Regions from separate parts of the Mus musculus genome. Here all the other regions are linked to region 1. The links are chromatin loops, found by intact Hi-C in ENCODE. Cell type or tissue: left cerebral cortex. All regions are shown on one strand. Region 1 holds the start of Pcf11 (PCF11 cleavage and polyadenylation factor subunit). Region 2 overlaps Rab30 (RAB30, member RAS oncogene family). Region 3 overlaps Rab30 (RAB30, member RAS oncogene family).

The links. A loop is a pair of places that touch in the nucleus more often than their neighbours do. Peaks named below come from ENCODE experiments on the same cell type or tissue, not always from the same donor. Only the 100,000 strongest peaks of a DNase experiment are listed, where the experiment ranks them.
Region 2: a loop joins it to region 1, with 2.6 times the contacts of the local background. A loop is called at or near these places in 4 of 42 quality-filtered maps.
Region 3: it touches region 1 in a loop (1.9-fold over the local background); 4 of 42 quality-filtered maps call a loop at or near these places.

What each region holds. Positions count from the first base shown.
Region 1 is chr7:92,667,747-92,670,246 of GRCm38, forward strand. Pcf11 (PCF11 cleavage and polyadenylation factor subunit) reads right to left here and starts at 2,166. Exons shown (of 16, transcript NM_029078.3): 1 at 1,683-2,166. The coding sequence starts at 1,874. In left cerebral cortex, no CTCF peak of the experiment used is centred here; DNase peaks (open chromatin) are centred at 1,212, 1,439 and 2,358; H3K4me3 peaks cover 2,500 bases; H3K27ac peaks cover 1,653 bases.
Region 2 is chr7:92,827,090-92,829,589 of GRCm38, forward strand. Rab30 (RAB30, member RAS oncogene family) reads left to right here. Exons shown (of 5, transcript NM_029494.2): 4 at 2,437-2,500. Among named protein-coding and RNA genes, the nearest start is that of Ddias, 46 kb to the right of the region's middle. In left cerebral cortex, a CTCF peak has its summit at 1,177; a DNase peak (open chromatin) is centred at 1,059.
Region 3 is chr7:92,836,953-92,839,452 of GRCm38, forward strand. It overlaps Rab30 (RAB30, member RAS oncogene family), which reads left to right. Exons shown (of 5, transcript NM_029494.2): 5 at 1-165. Among named protein-coding and RNA genes, the nearest start is that of Ddias, 36 kb to the right of the region's middle. In left cerebral cortex, a CTCF peak has its summit at 1,194; DNase peaks (open chromatin) are centred at 544 and 1,139.

The sequences.
Region 1 (2,500 bases):
GGTATTTAATGTTAAGTCTTCAACAAGGAAAAAAAAGGTATATTTTCTCTGCCAACATGTATGTAGTTATCAACAAAAAGTTGGGTATGAGGAGCACTTCCTTCTTAAACCTCATACTACTTTTAAAAACCAGCTGCTTCACAGGCATTCGACAGGAAAAGGTGAAGACTTGTTTTAGCTGTCAAAAATGAACACGATAAATTTGCTGGGCCCTTAAAGAAAAAAAAAAAACCTTTTCCCCCTCTTTAAATTAAGATTTGAAAGGACCACGTGAAACCGTGTATCTTGTGAACTGATTTACCCAAAAGAGTGGATGGACCTAAAGAAGAATGAACCCAAGTCACTTAAAGACTTTTGTTTAAAACACACAACCACAAAAGTAAAAATTCTTGGAAACAGATTCTACACCTTACAAAGGTAAATAAAAAAGACAAATACATATTTTATATGTTTTATTCACAAATTTTATAATACCAGTCACACATTTCAAAACCATTTATTAGAGTCAGACCACTCAGTTGTACACTAGACAGAAACCGTCTCTAAACAACATATTGGTGGTTGTTGTTAAAGTGGCCTTTTAAAAGGGGTTCACTCTGCTAAAAGGAGGCTCATCCTGATAATTGCAATCACTAACAACTAGAGAAAAAAAACTAAACCTTAAGTACAAGCTTGAAAAGTAACTTAAAACGTATTAATTGGGAAACGGTTAAGACTCAATATAAACTAAGTTTAACAGTAACTTTACTTAAATAACATATCGCTCCCACATGAATCCACAGAAGAGCAAGACCAGAGGGAAAACAGAAGGTAGCAAAGGACCACTTCGCTCAAGGGGTGAAGAAAAGCAAGCCTTCACTATCAGGGAAGGGAGAAAACGAGAATAGGAAAAGGAGGGACTGAATTTTTCAAAGAAACTTCCAAGTATTTGTTACCCACTGGGCCAATTCTCCACCTACAGGTTGGATAAGACCTCCCCCACACACCCAAACCCCATCCTCAGCCCAATTTTCCTACCATTGGGGCAAAATCAGACCCTCCGAGAGGAGAATAAAAGTTTGATCCAACAGCCCCCACCCCAAAATGGGGCTGACGGGTGAGAGCAGCTGCCTGGCTGGCAGGGAATGGGTTCTCTCCTCTCTTCCCTTTCGCATCATGTGCTTTGCAGGCGCCATGTTGAGCTAACAGGCCGCTGCTCCACTCGGGGCCAATTCCCTATACCCAACCCACCGACAGCTCGCTCCCAGGTCCCCCTTCACCTCCTTCCAACCCACAGAGCACAATTCCCCAAAAAGGACACTGAGGGAAAGCCCCTCCCCACCTTCCCAAGGGCTTAAGATGGTTTGTTTTTTAACTCTTTCGCTCCCCAAACACCAACTGCCTCTAAGTATTTCCCCCATCCGAAAGGCTGTCCCCGATGCGTGGAGCGTGGGGACGTAGTCAGAGGTGGCCTAAATAGGGAGTTGGTAAGCGGAAATGGGGCTCCACCCTGCATCCTCCCCGCTCCCTCCCGAAAGAGGCCCACGCTCCCAGCCGGGGCCAAAGACCAAGCCCGAGTCGGGGGTGGGGGGTTGGAGAGGAGGAACTCCGTCCCCCTTCGGATGGAAGCGAGACCTGGGATGAGGCTGACACTAAAATCAAGGAGTATTAGAAGAATAGGAGGCTGCGGGGTGTATAAAAACCTTGGCGGTTTGGGCCTCGATGAGAGAGACGATCTCCTTGGCGAAGGGCAGGTTCTCCTCGGCTAGAATGGTCAGCATATTGATGTGCGGTTTGCTATTGAAGGTCAGGTCTTCCAGCGACGACTGATAATCCCGACAGGCGTCCTCCCGGGCCCCCGCAGCCCCGGCCTCCGCCGGCGTCTGCTCTGACATTGCGCCGCGGCCCCCCTCCGAGGTCCGCCGCCGCCGAAGCTGAAGCCGCTCGACACCCCGCCTCCCTTCCGACGCCTCGGCCTCGCTCCCCGGGTCTCCGGCGGCTGCGGCTTCACCACATGCTGACCACGGAGGGGGGATGGGGGACGACCCAGGGGGAACCTCGGGGAAGAAACGCCGCAGCCTCACGGGGAATCTCCGTCCGCTTCCAGCCGCCGCCGGGGCTTCTTTCTCCACAGACACAAAATGGCGGCGGCAGTGGCGGCTCCAGCTCCGAAAATGTCTGTGTTCCCAACCGCTGCGTCGTGCGAAATGAACTAGGGGAGGGGAAATGTGCGGTAAGGGGCGGGGCCGTTGGAAACACCAGGCGGGATTGGCTGGCCCGCGCGTGTCACAGGCCCCGCCCCCGGCCCTTCCGCAATACGTCCAAGCACCGCCTTCTTCCTCGGTCGAGTCTCGGCTTTCGCAACACCTCCGGCTCGGAGACGCGGTGCAAAGGACGGTCGGCTCTCATTGGCCAATTCGTAAGGGACTGTTCGGTCATTTGTTACCATAACAACCCATCCAGGGAAGCCAGTAGAGGACGGAGGCTCCAGAGGACCGGCCCAACCAGTTTATGAAAGCTG
Region 2 (2,500 bases), 160 kb after region 1:
CTGCCTCTGCCTGCCTCTGCCTGCCCAGTGATGAGCCCATCTCACATGTTTATTCTTTTGATGATTTGTTTGCCCAGCTTGTGTTACAGTTGATGCTTAGTGCAGAGCTCCATGGTAGGTGAAGCACCACTAATCTTTGGAACTCACTAATACCCAGCTCTGATAACATTTTGTTTGAGATCTTTCAAACTCCACTCATCTAAGAATAGATAATCAATTCCTCCTTTGTGATCCCACAATCCTACGTTCATCTTGTTAACCGTCATTCAACTGTGCTCACAACATACTGTGTTAGGAAGGAAGCAGAGGTATGGAGTCAGAGAGACAACCTTGGTCCTTAAAGAACTCTGTCCGCTAAAGAGGACAGCCTGGCAAACTACTGACCAGGCATTGCTGTGACAGGAAAGCAAGAGCAGTGCAGTAAGAGGGCAGGTGAGCAGTGTAGTGCCCTGTGCTGTAGGTGAGAGTGGCAAGGGGATGCCCCGCTGCAGTGTTGCGAGGACGCATTGACAAAGGAGAGACTACAGTTTTTAGACACTCTGCTTCCTCTTTGAGAGGACATTGCTAATTAGTTGGAGATTTGGGTTCTTTGTAGACCATGACCTCTTAGATCAAGGGTTGTGTTTTATTCATCTTCTATCTGGTACCCTACAAAGGATGAAAAGAGACAAATGGATTATGGAGAAAGGTGATGAAACTAATTTGAGCAATAGATAATCATTTCTCAGGCTAGACACAGGCAGTCCTCTATGAGAAGGTGGCAAATATCTTGGCAAGGCCATACAGTATCTATTTTAGAAAATATTTTGATGTTTAAAGCAGTTCCTAAGACGTTACAGTCATGGTCACAGTGTTTTCTAATGACTGACAGTATCTAAATCTGGTCAAAGGAGTTGCAGAGGCTGAATGGGGCTTTAAAACAATAGCCTACTATTCTAAGGCACATCTTGGCAGAAGAGGACCATGGCCCGACTTTGAGGCAGAGAAGAGAAATAGCTTTTGTTCCAGCACAAACTGTCATGTGTATGTTTGGATTTAGCACACACAGACTTCATTTTATATTATCAAAGAGTTGCTGCAACTTCAAATCAAAGGAGAATATGTGTGCCGGCTTGCAACGTGGGCTACTGGTCACTACTCAGTGTCTTCAGCTAAGTTGTTATGGGGCTAGAGTGACACCAAGTGACTGCTAGATGTAGATGTCCATTTAATGAGCATGCAATGGCAAAACCAACAGGGAGGGCATGCCAGACTGAGTTCTGACATGGAAACAGAAGACATGGAGTCTGATGTCCAGCTTTGTAGGTACACGGGTAGAAGAAACAATTATTATTAAACTTGCCTACTTCACTCACTGGGAAGGGGTAAAGGACAATTAAGACCATCAGTGTAAGACGAACATCTGCTTTTTGTTCCAGGCGCACAGTTTGTGGTGAGTAAAACAGGTGACTCTTCCTGTTACGAAACTTTAAATCAAATAGGCCAGACAGGCATTAATCAAATTATTTCAAGTTTGTGATTAAGATATGCCAGTTGGAGAAATGATACAACATACTGCCAGGGAGACTGGGGGCAGATGTGGGGGGTGGGGAGAGGTTCTAGAAGGCCTTACCTGAGAAATTAGTATGGAGGTTAATTTACCTGTGACCTATGGAGTTTATAGTTAGGAGGAAAGCTCTTGGTGATATTCTTATCTCCCCAAACTCTGCTCTATAGTTAGAGTTGTATCTAGAGAAGAGGCCTCTGTGACCTAAAGTCATAGAGCTTAGGTGTGTGGAGGAGGGGCATGGCTCTAATAGTACCATTTCTATTTCCATTAACAGTGATAGTGTCTTGATATGGTCATTAGAATTTTAAACTGGGAAAGCTGGAAGTTGAGGAGGTTATATTTTTGTTCTCTTGCTTGCTGACTGAAGTGCCAATGCCCACAAAACAACAGCTTGCTCTCTATTGCAATGTTTGTGTACCCAGCTTATGGGCAAGAACGCAGAGTCCATAGTGAGTGTCGAATTGTCTGAGACATTGATCAAGTGACTAGATCTCACGGTGCTTTAGTTTACTGATGAGGGAAGTGTAGTATAATAATACTTACCTTATTGGGTTATTGTGAAGACTGAATTATTACATATAAAATGAAAAGAATAGAGCTTGGAATATAATAATGAACAACAGACCTTGGTTTGGTGTTTTGAGAATAAAAAAGTCTTAAGCAAGCAAGCAAGCAAGCAAGCAAACAAACAACCAAACAAACAAAAAAAACGGAAGAGATAAAGCTCTTTCCCCAAACTTAGAAACACTTGACAGCAAACAGTACTTTTCAGGGCAGAAACCAACCATGAAATTGTTTGTGTGATATTCTCATTTCTGAGCTCTAGCAAGGCCGTGCTCTTTGGTTTTGTGCTTTTCCAAGCTGAACCCTGTATTATGCCTCTGCAGTTACAGATCTGGGACACCGCAGGTCAAGAGAGATTTCGCTCCATCACTCAAAGTTACTATCGAA
Region 3 (2,500 bases), 170 kb after region 1:
TCTAACAGGTCACGCCTTTTCCTTTCGGGAACTAGCCTTGGAGAGGCCAAGGTTTAGGATTTTGTAGACATTTTTAGTATAATAAGTGAGAATAGCAAGAGATGAAAAGTCTCACAAATCATTTTTGTATCTTCAATAAACTTAGGAAAGTGTGCTCAGGAAGCAGGCTGAGCTGTCCTTTATTAATATTAATATTGATCTCAGATTCGTCACCATACATTTCTTCCCCCTTTATCTTTTCTTCTCCCTAGTCTCCCCCTGTAGTGTTCCTTTCCCCATTCCTTCTTTTTCTCTTTCCTCCCCATACCGGTATGCACGTGTTACTCGAAGTCTCCAATTCCGATGGAGGTGTATATGCCTTTACTTAGCCGATTTCACAACAGGACTCAAGTTGGGACACGTGCTGCTGAATGACTTCCTGTTTCTTCAGTGCCGTGGCTTGATGCCTTCCAGTTTGTTCACTGTCATAGCTGCAAATACGACAGTAACTAAGTCTGTGTGCTCTTGGTGTTGCTGAAGCTTGCTGTATAGCATAACTGAGTATGAGTCACTGAATGAGGATATGACGGGAAATTCCGCTGTCGGTATTGATGGTGACAATCCTGGACCTGACATGTCACTCTTGGAAAGCTACTGAATTGTAAAGCAATGATTCAACAGGGCAGGATATTGATAACACATTTCTAGCATTTCTAACAGAGTCCAGAATGCCCAGTCTTTCTCGCCTGTGACTGCGTGTATTATTACCAGTCGTTGGTGTTGATTGGCTCACTGTGCTCTTCTTGATTCCACAGGAAAGAAAAAGGCTTCCTACAAGTTTGAACTGTCTTCCCTTTATATAGGAAGGGGAAATAAATCACTTTAATGGAAATCAAAATCATCTATAATTACCTTTGCTTAATAGCCAGCAACCAAAGGCATCAGAAGATAAACTAATCAAAGTTACAGAAAAATATATCTTTCTACTGTGAATGTCCCTAAATTTAGATTTATTACTTTTCTTTATGGCAAAATTCTGATCTCCCCAGCATAAGATGACTCAGCCTTGTCTCACAGCACTGTGTTAAAAATAACGTTGCTTTGTGAACTTTAAGGGCTTTGTTAGATTGGACTAATTTAGCTCCAGAATAACAGCTTTTGGGGTCACATTTATGTTATTTTATTCTCATTCCTTTGGGCTTATAGCACCCCCATCTGTCCCTTCGAGTTCAGAAGCAGCTCAGAGAGCTCTGCCACAGGTCCATCTCCCTCTGGGTCTCTGAGTCTTTGAGTAAATCATAGTCACCAATCTTTGGCCTATTAGTGTGGACACTTGAGAAGCTGGGCCCTTCCGTTCCACAGTTCTGTGAATTTAAGATTAGGCCATTGGGATATTTGTTCAGCGATGTATCTCAAGTTTGAGAACAATCCTTGACAATACTGTAGGTGCAATAAATACCAATTGAATAAATGAGTCAGTGCCAAGAGTTTTGTTTGTTTGTTATTTTAAAGTGAAAGTCCTTAAAGTGGTTCTTGAGATAGAATCATTTCAATCTAGGGCAGGACATAAATATTATTTTGCCTAATAATTCTTATTGCCAGGGCAATATTTGCTCAGATAAGCCTCCTTTACATATAATTATTCAATGGTGAAACCCCCCCCCAAGTTTTGGTTTATTGTGATGTCAGCTCATCCTGACAAGGCCATCGCTTCTTCTATTTGTAGTATGACAATTTTTTTTTACTTTTTAATAAAATTATTAAATATGTGACCACCTTTTCAATTTCCAATGAAAATACATGTTCAGGGTGTAGAGTCAAGCTTGGAAAAACTCTGTAGGATTGTAGGTTTCTGATAGACTGTGTCCTCAAAGAACTTAGCGGTTTCTCCTTTCTTACACAGAGCCGTGTTCCTTTGTATCTTTCATTAGATCTGTTGGATTATATTAATATTTAATTACATAGAGCCAATCATGGTTTGTGTAGACTTCAAAAGTTACATCATTGGCTTTTTCCGGCTTTCATCCCCTCTCCCCACCCGTAGTTTAGTCATTTTTTTATGTCAGCATCTTTCCCTAACTAAAAATGAAACTGAAGTGTATTAGCATTCTAGTATGTCAGGTTTTGATTTTGAAATTATTAAGAAACCACTGACCAAAACAAGATGTCTGGACTAGTATGATTGAAAGCAGTGAGGCTCGATGGAGGGAGGAAGAAAGCAGAATCTTTCTCTTCTCTTCATCAGAGTGTACCTGGAAGGACCCGAGTGATTCCCGGTGTTAGAGCAGGGACTTGCCAGTCTACTCTTTGAGCTAGCCCACAGCATCAACTTCACTTAGACTAATTCTGAACAAACAGCTGCAAATCATTTCGAACCTGATTTTTACCCCCATGTGTCCTATCAGTGGCCTTAAAGACAGGGAAAGTTCTGAGTCTTAGTCCTCCAGAATGTTCTGCATCTCATGGCCGGATGTACTTACTAGGGATCACGTTCTTACTAGTTTCTGAAAGAAGTTGTAGT